Linked DNA regions of Homo sapiens: region 1 is linked to region 2. A link is a contact called in ENCODE Hi-C or POLR2A ChIA-PET data. All regions are on one chromosome and are shown on one strand. Each heading gives the region's core, a stretch centred on a gene start or an enhancer-like site at or near the end of the contact. The rest is flanking DNA. Distances are from core to core; before and after follow the strand shown.

The links. Hi-C counts contacts between places; a loop is a spot of excess contacts on that map. ChIA-PET counts read pairs that join two places held with the same protein, here RNA polymerase II (POLR2A). Pooled maps may share reads with other maps.
Region 1: a pooled map shows a loop between it and region 2 (1.9-fold over the local background). The contact joins two enhancer-like sites. A Hi-C loop is called at or near these places in 1 of 168 maps with a recorded cell type or tissue (heart left ventricle) and 1 of 50 pooled maps. POLR2A ChIA-PET finds 5 or more read pairs at or near these places in 2 of 52 experiments (OCI-LY7 and T-cell).

Annotation. Positions count from the first base shown.
Region 1 is chr6:56,505,025-56,509,503 of GRCh38, reverse strand. DST (dystonin) reads left to right here. Exons shown (of 104, transcript NM_001374736.1): 75 at 749-975; 76 at 2,715-2,837; 77 at 2,960-3,061. Among named protein-coding and RNA genes, the nearest start is that of COL21A1, 260 kb to the right of the region's middle. Within about 2 kb of position 1,664, at least 6 of the 41 ENCODE cell types and tissues checked have a DNase peak (open chromatin) inside an H3K27ac peak, as active enhancers do.
Region 2 is chr6:56,444,526-56,448,826 of GRCh38, reverse strand. No RefSeq gene overlaps it. Among named protein-coding and RNA genes, the nearest start is that of COL21A1, 200 kb to the right of the region's middle. Within about 2 kb of position 2,802, at least 3 of the 41 ENCODE cell types and tissues checked have a DNase peak (open chromatin) inside an H3K27ac peak, as active enhancers do.

The sequences.
Region 1 (4,479 bases), core at 415-2,914, 62 kb before region 2:
GTGTATGCAAATCCCTTGTTAATGTCTTCCTGTGTTTGTGAAATTATTTGGTTGAATACAAAGCGTGCCATTATACATAGACCATGTATAAAGACCATATGTTCAAAGACCATGTGTATTCAGGCCTTTTAAATCAGTAGGTTGAAGCATATTGCTAATAAGGCCATATCTGGGGTTTTTTCCTCATTACTGACTCTGCTACCTTACATAGCATGGATCCTGCATCACATAGCCACAAAAATGGGAACCACTACCACAGCCAGCCATCTTTGAGATACGAGCTGAGGGTCAAAAGGGAGAGCATGTGCGTAGTGGAAATTCACAATGAGAGTACTCTAGAAGCAAGCCCAAAGTACATACCATACATTGTTACATTCCTGGGACTGAACGGACAATTTTACTCTTGATTTGGGGAGCATAAAAGTGTACCTAGGTGATTATTTCACTCCCTTTGGGATTAAGGATAGCCTTAATGAACTTGAAACTTGATAAACTTGGTTCTACTCTGAGCTCACTTTTGTCAGGAAGAACCTTGGTTTGGCAAGAATAGCAGACCCAGAGATATTATGTTATTTGGCATAGACTCTTGGACCCACTGATATCCACTGGACTGGGGTCATTCAAAACTTGGTCCAGTTTTAGATACTTAGCAAATTGGATCACTACTTTCTGTGTGAACTATAACATTCTGCTTTGTTGGTTACGTGGGGCTAACCAGTCGCCTTGTGGATATTGTTTTGCTTCATAGCTGTTCAGGATAAGCTTGACCAAATGGTTTTCATTTGGGAGAACATACACACACTGGTGGAAGAGAGGGAAGCCAAACTACTGGATGTGATGGAGCTAGCAGAAAAGTTCTGGTGTGATCACATGTCATTGATAGTTACCATTAAAGATACTCAAGATTTCATCCGGGACCTGGAAGATCCTGGAATTGATCCTTCAGTAGTAAAACAACAGCAAGAAGCAGCAGAGGTAAGCAGAAAATCTCATTTAAAGTTAGAAAAATAAGTTGTGGCATAATGAAATCCAGATTCCTTGGGTAAATGTTAGGAGTTACTCTGTTAACATTTATATTTGGTTCTGAAAATGGAATGTGCAGTGATACAGTAGGAGATAGAGTATACCCACAAATTTCACTTTGAGATTGTATGTTTAAAACAATTTCTCAGGCCTGCGTGGTGGCTCATGCCTGTATTCCCAGAACTTTGGGAGGCCGAGGTGGGCGGATCACTTGAGGCCAGGAGTTTGAGACCAGCTTGGCCAACATGACGAAACCCTGTCTCTACTAAAAGTACAAAAATTAGTTAAGCGTGGTGGTACACACCTGTAGTACCAGCTAGTTCGAGGGTGAAGCATGAGAATCACTTGAACCTGGGAGGTGGAGGTTACAGTCAGCCAAGATCGTGCCACTATACTCTAACCTGGGCGACAGAGTGAGCCCCTGTCTCAGAAGACAAACAAAAACACAAAACAACAACAACAAAAAATTTCTCTTTATCCTCACTGTTTTTGCCTTATTTCAGGGCCTTATTATCTCTCTCTTTCTTTTTGGCTTCCAAAGTAATCCAAAGTGCAGACTGTCTTTTCCTTGCTAGGCCTCTGACCTTGCTGCCAGTCTTCTCTCTAGATCTGCTCTTACTGTGTTGCTGCCTAAACCCCGTCAGAGGCATCCCCTGCCATCTGGATCAAGCCCAAACTCCCTAGAGCAGGGCATGCAGCTTTTTGCATGCCAGCCTAGCTCATGCCTATGTTTCCAAAGTTATGTTTTTCTCTTGCTCCTTTACCAAACTCCCTCCCTGCTACTGATTAGAAAGGGCGTTTCCCAAAACAAACTGTTTTGCTCTTTCTAGCGTCAGTGCCTTTGCGCATCTTATTTCCTCACTCTAGAATGTCCTTCCTGCCACTCTACTGGCAAAGTCCACTCAGGGTTCAGTTGGATCATTACCCCCATGTAAAACCTTTTCTTGTATACTTAGCAGAGTTAGTGCATCTGTGTTCCCGTAATACTTTATTCATGCAAAGGACTCTGCACATAGTATGGTTTACTGTTGCTTATGCCTCTGTCTTTCCTGCTGTAGTGTGGGCCCCTTGAGGGGAATAGCCATATCTATTTTTCTTTGTATCCCCAGTGCCTGGTTTAGGGCTTGGTTTATGGTTATTCAGTGTTTGTTGAATGAATGAATGTATTTAACCAAGAAGATGAAAGCAAAAGTAGGATACTGCCTTTCTGTTGTGGTATCTTTGTACCTTACAGGTCCTACCTGGTCCTGCCTAGGGTAATGACATAAAATGTAAATCCAAAGCTAGATTATTCTAAATCTACTAACAAATATATTAATTTGTATTGTTTTTGGATTTATATTTTACTTGTCTATGTTAAATGTATATTGGTTTGGAAACCAAAATGTCTTTCTAAGCCTTACAGTATTGTTGATATTTTTAAAAATTTGTTTTGGTATTTGTTAAGGTATTTCTTATTTATCATTTCTTAAATATCTTTATAATAAACATTTGACATTTGTTACTAAAAGGGTGCTGTTTTTCTTTTAAAATATTTCTTGTTGAAAAAATTTATTGCAGAAACTTAGAAAACAGAAAAATGATTAGAATGCCACCTTCTAGAAATAACTACCATTGATATTGTTGTGTACTTTTTAAAGTTTTGATGTGGTTTTGCTTAAAATTCTAAGGCTGTCATTTTCTTATTCTAGACCATAAGGGAAGAAATAGATGGACTACAGGAGGAGCTGGATATAGTTATTAACCTAGGTTCTGAACTCATTGCGGCATGTGGGGAGCCTGATAAACCCATTGTCAAGAAGAGTATAGATGAGGTACAACTGGCTTACTTATCAGAATGGCTTTTAAAAAGTTTTTAGTTAACTAAAATATTTTGTTAACAGTAGTTGAAAGTTTAAAATATGGCACTAAAAGAATTCTAACATACATCTTGTAGTTAAATTCAGCATGGGATTCTCTAAATAAAGCTTGGAAAGACCGGATTGACAAACTTGAGGAGGCAATGCAGGCTGCCGTTCAGTACCAGGATGGACTGCAGGTAAGGGGATTACAGTGTATGTGCTGGTCTTAGCTGGAAGGAGGAATCGTACTAATTGATGTCTACATATTGGCACCACCTCAAGATCTGCCAGTGCATATGCAATTGTGGGCAAATTATTCCTGCAGTTGCCTGTGTATCTCATTTCATGTTTTGTCTTTTAGAAGATATTTCTGACCTTTCAGATATGTGTAGATTTATATACACATCTAAACACATTTCTGTATACACATTCAGTGAAATTTACTTTGAAAAGAAATATTTTGATTTTTTTTAAGTGAAAGTAAATGTTCTCACACAGTGTTTTTTATAAATGGCTCAGCACCAGACAGTGAAATGGAACTAAATGTGAATTCTGTTCTGAGTGGAATAAGATGAAAGGAGTAAACACTATCTAAAAATATCACCAAGTTTAACTAAAGTCAGAAGTAAAGAAATTTGATTTGAAGCCAGTGTTCTCCATGTACAAAAATAGATTTCTATTAGGTCATAATCTGGTGTGTAAAAAGTGTTTTCTTCTTTTCCATGTATATAATTTCTTTTAATAGTTGTTTTTCACTTAAGGGTTTTCATTCAGTTCATTAACCATTTATAAGGTTTTTTTTTAATATTAAAAATTATCTTGTCAGTTGAGGCCAACTCGGGTATATTTCTCTCCCTACCTCCCTTAACCTTGCTCCGTTTCCTAACAGACTGGCAGGAGTTTAATCTTTCATCCTTCTTACCATATGGAAAAAGCTTAAGTATTTCCATAACACTAAGTGAATATTATTTTTAAAGCCCAGATGAGAACATCTTTTCCTTTTTTATTATGCCATTCCATTTCTATATTTGTAAAAATAAATGTCACAGCTAGGCTTTATGCCAGCTGAGAAGTTTTTTGAACTTTGGAAATATATGAAAGATTTTACTACAAATAACACTTTATTATATTCTCCCTCCCTCTTCTTTTTTTTTTTTTCTTTTGTAACCTAAGTGATAATTTACTCTATTAGGTATCAATGACAAGTAACTAATTCGGGCTCCAGTCTGTGAGGCTAGGTCATTGTTAAATCATTGAGTTGTAATCTCTTCCATGGCTAGAGGTGGCAATGCCACCACATGCAGCCATTTAGGAGGTCACACGCAAGCCACCATGGCTTGTATAGTCTCTTTATCACTACCAGAAAAGTAAGGCCTGTCATAAGTCCTGTTGATCATGTATTAGTAGCATCACCTGTGCTAGCAAAGGGCAGATTGATTTATTAAGTAGCTACAGTACAGCTAGCTGTAGCTAGATGTCAAAGCTCTGGATGCTAATTTTCAAGATTTGATTGTAAAGTAAAATACGTTTTATTTCCCAGGTTGCTGCTTAAGTACTTAGTCAGGGTTGGCTAATGATAACTTAAAAATCCAAGATTTATCGCCCTACTATATGG
Region 2 (4,301 bases), core at 1,553-4,052:
CTGGGCTCATAATACTGCAGAAACCTCCTATCATCTTTGTCAATTGCCTTCCCTCTATGGCCTCCCTGGGAAGCAGATGCACTACAGCGATTGACTCACTGGTCACTCCTGTTGTTTATTGATGGACCCGAATGATGGTTACCAAACAATTGCTGGTAAGAAAAACCACCTTATCCCAATGCAACTCTACACAGTGCTCTCTTTTAGTTTTTAAACCTAAGATTCCTCAGTCATCCTGTCTCAAAGCTTGAGTTTCTATATTAAGAAGTGTTTTTAAAATAATCAGATGACAGATGAAGATTTAGAAACATGCAAAAATGATCTGGACATGCTAGATTGTTAACCTACAAATAAAAAGTAAAATTTACTAAGTCGTATATATTTGGGAATAGGAAAATGAAATGCAGGATATAAGATAAATTTATCCACAGCATAGGTAAGAAAAGAAAAGGAGTTATAGTTGACAGCTCAAGTGAAGTGAGTTGGTGATGTGGCTATCAAATGATTTTGAGCTGCATTAATGGAAATATAGTGCTCAGCAGGGGGTGTGGGGAAGGAAGTTCTGTTCCACTGTGGTACCTCATTATAAGATATGGGCAACTGGCCAGCTTCTACAGGCAAGGGACCAGGAAGCAACTCAAAACCATATTGGAAATGGACATAATGTGGAAAAATAATATTTTATGTAATTTTTAGTATAAACAACTGCAATTTAATTATTGCAAGGAAATCTGTTTTGCAAAGGAATCTACAAAGTTTATATACTGCGCATGTTAATTATAACAGATCAGGGAAATCCGGTTAACATGTTAATTATCACAACTTTGGTGAATAAATTTATTTAACCTTTAAGTGAGTTAACAAGAATTACTTTACAACTAATATTCATTTTTTATAACAAATAAACATAGTCTCAAAATTATTGTTAGTACACTTGGAAAATATTAAAACCTCCATGTATTGTAGGAACACTCTTTGTACTTTTTAGGCAACAGATTTAGGAACCTGACAATAACCAGATAGAGAATATGTACACAGTTAACTTAAATTCCGTGGTAATCAGAGGGTAGCCATTCTCTATTTCTCTCATATTTCTCCCCATCCCCCAAGAAAGGGATAATGGTCGGCTCAGCGGTTCACCCTTAAGAGAACAGTCTTTTCTAGATTTCGATTAACATTCACAATTGTGACTGATTACAATTATTTTACCTGGGCTGAATAAGATCATTTGAGCTTATAATAATCATGGTTTTCCTGTAATGCAGGTATTATAGCCCATTTTAGAGACCAGAAAAAAGAGAGGTTAAATAAACTGCCCAAGGTCACATAGTAACAGAACCAAACCCAAGTCTCTCTGACTTTAATGACTCTGTAGCTTTCTGAATATTTGAAGGACCACCAATGGGTAGAAGACAAGGTTTTATTTCATCATAAGGAAGAATTTTTTATTCATTACATCTGTTCTTAAGATGGCTGCCTTGAAAGTATCTGCCTTGCCAGATAATGTACAGGACACCCAGGTAAATTTGAATTTCAGATAAACACTAAAAAAACTTTTAAAGTATATGTCCCACATACTGCATAGGGAATTCCTATGCTAAATATTATTTATTGCTTATATGAAATTTAAGATTAGGCATTCTACTTTTTTTTTTTTTTTTTTTTTTTGGAGACAGTGTCTTGCCCTTACACCCAGACTGGAGTGCAGTGGCCGATCTCGGCTCGGCTCACTGCAACCTCCACCTCCCGGATTCAAACGATTCTCCTGCCTCAGCTTCTCGAGTAGCTGGGATTACAGGCACATGCTCTCACGTCCAGCTAATTTTTGTATTTTTAGTAGAGACTAAAATACCATGTTGGCCAGAATGGCATCAAACCCTTGACCTCAAATGATCCACCTGCCTCGGCCTCCCAAAGTGCTGGGATTACAGGCGTGAACCACCATACCCAGTCAATTTGTATTTTTATTTGCTAAATCTGTCAATCAATCCTCCTTGAGAACGATTGTATTTCCAGGTGCTGGTAATCGAAAATATCAGTGCTCCCATGGAGATGTGGTATTGAGGATCTGAGAGGGGTTGTGATTTCATCATCTTCATGGCTGTCTCCTTTGAGTCCAGAGCTGGGCTAGGTGTAGGGGGAAAATGAATGACTCTACAGTTCTTGGCTTTAAGGAACAGCAGCTCTTTAAAGTTTTCTTTCCATTCCTTGTTTTTTATTCCTTTGGCAGGATCACCTCACTGCTCACCAGCTTCTGGTAGGTACATGGGACAGTGGAGGGTACAAAAGAGAACAACAAATTACTCCTTATGAAGGTTTCTTGAACTATGTTGGTGGGGATCCTTGGAAACACATCTCTATAAAGGATTGTGTTTCTGTCAAGAATTCTAGAATTTTTAACCCCCAAGATGCAGCATGTTAAATATATTTTGTGTTTTGTCCCAAAAGAATAAGGCAATGGGAGTGTTTTTCTTAGAGATGGGATTTATGACAGCTTCTGCAATATCCTCCAACTCACACAAGACAAGTTAAAAGTTGGCCCTATTTTGAAGTTGATAAAACCATCGCTCTGGAAATATTTCTTAAAGTTTCTGAATAAAACACTTTAGGAAAATTCTTCTTTAGTGGATATCTTATAGCACATGGTATTAACGACCTGTCCCATGAAATTCATTAAGAAGTGGCTTCATGCTGAAAATTGACAAATAATGAAAGTTCAGCTGAGGCCCCTTTCAAATGTGGTTCTCCCACACAGTGTGATCTGTTTACTGGAGACTGTTGTGAAGACTGTAAATACAATTCCCGTCTGGGTGCCGGAACGGAACACAGGCTGCCCAGGGCCTGAAGAATCAGTCCCGCATGTGTTTCATGTAATTATGTGTCTGTAGACATATTTCTAGGTTACAATTGTGAGAAATGCTTGAAAACGTTCCAGTAGAAGCGGAGACCAAAACTATGATATTTTTGCAAAACCAATATGTAAGTAAAATACCCGATTTTATGAAATGCTTTCGTTATTTTAACTGGTGGAAACCTGCCTTCCCTCAAAATAAGACTGTAAGAGTCTGACAATACAAGAGAGAATTTTTAAAAATACAGTCTTACAGTGGAGAAAGCTTTTCTTTTTTTTTTTTTTTAGACAGGGTCTTACCCTGTCACCCAGGCTGGAGTGCAGTGGCACAATGTCAGCTCACTGCAACCTCTGCCTCCCAGGCTCAAGTGATTCTCCTGCCTCAGCCTCCCAAGTAGCTGGAACTACAGGCATGCACCACCATGCTCAGCTAATTTTTTGTATTTTTAGTAGAGACATGGTTTTGCCATGTTGCCCAAGCTGGTTTGAACTCCTGAGCTCAGGCAATCCACCTGCCTCAGCCTCCCAAAGTGTTGGGATTACAGGCCTGAGCCACCATATCTGGCCAGCAGGGAAAGCTTTTCTAAGCAAGATGCAAAATCCAGGAACCATGAAGGAAAGATGGATAAATGTCTGCCCACCAAAAATGCCACAAAGTCAAAAGACAAACTGGGGGAAATAGTTGCATTATAATAGCAAAGGGAAAAATTTTCCTAATTGACACAAAAATACAATTTATATTAAGTAGTATAAATGGCTCTTGCTACTGAAATTTAAGAGTTATAAGACCACATTTCTCCCCTAGTAGTTTGGCAAATGTAGAAAAGTTTGGCTGTACACATCACATTGGTGAGAACAAGTGGGTGCAGGCCTCCTATGCTGTTGCCAGAAGTGCAAGTTGAAGTGGCCTTTTTAGGAGACAATTTGACAATGTTTATCAGAGCTTTAAGTGCACATACCTTTTGACCTGGCAATACTGCTTCTGGAAATGTACCCAACAAGAATGTGCGCTAACCTAGAACAATTTTCCTGGAAAAATATATTCTCCTCATCAGACCCACGTTGCTTTGCCAACCAAAGCCCCAAGTGGTAAAATAACATTGCCTTGGGGAAGAAATAGAAGGAAATGCAGAGCACAAGGACGATGTCCTTGGTTTCAAGCCGGCCAGGTTGCTGGTCAACCTGAGCTGGAGTCTAGAGCAAGTATGCAGTTTGTGAACTTAATTCCATACAGAGAGCTGGTCTAGAAGTTACTTGGGACACTGTATTTCCTTTTTCCTTTTCCTTTTTTTTTTTTTTTTTTTTTTTTGAGATGGAGTCTCGCTCTGTTGCCCAGACTGGAGTGCAGTGGCGTAATCTCGGCTCACTGCAAGCTCCGCCTCCTGGGTTCACGCCATTCTCCTGCCTCAGCCTCCCGGGTAGCTGGGACTACAGGTGCCCGCCACCATGC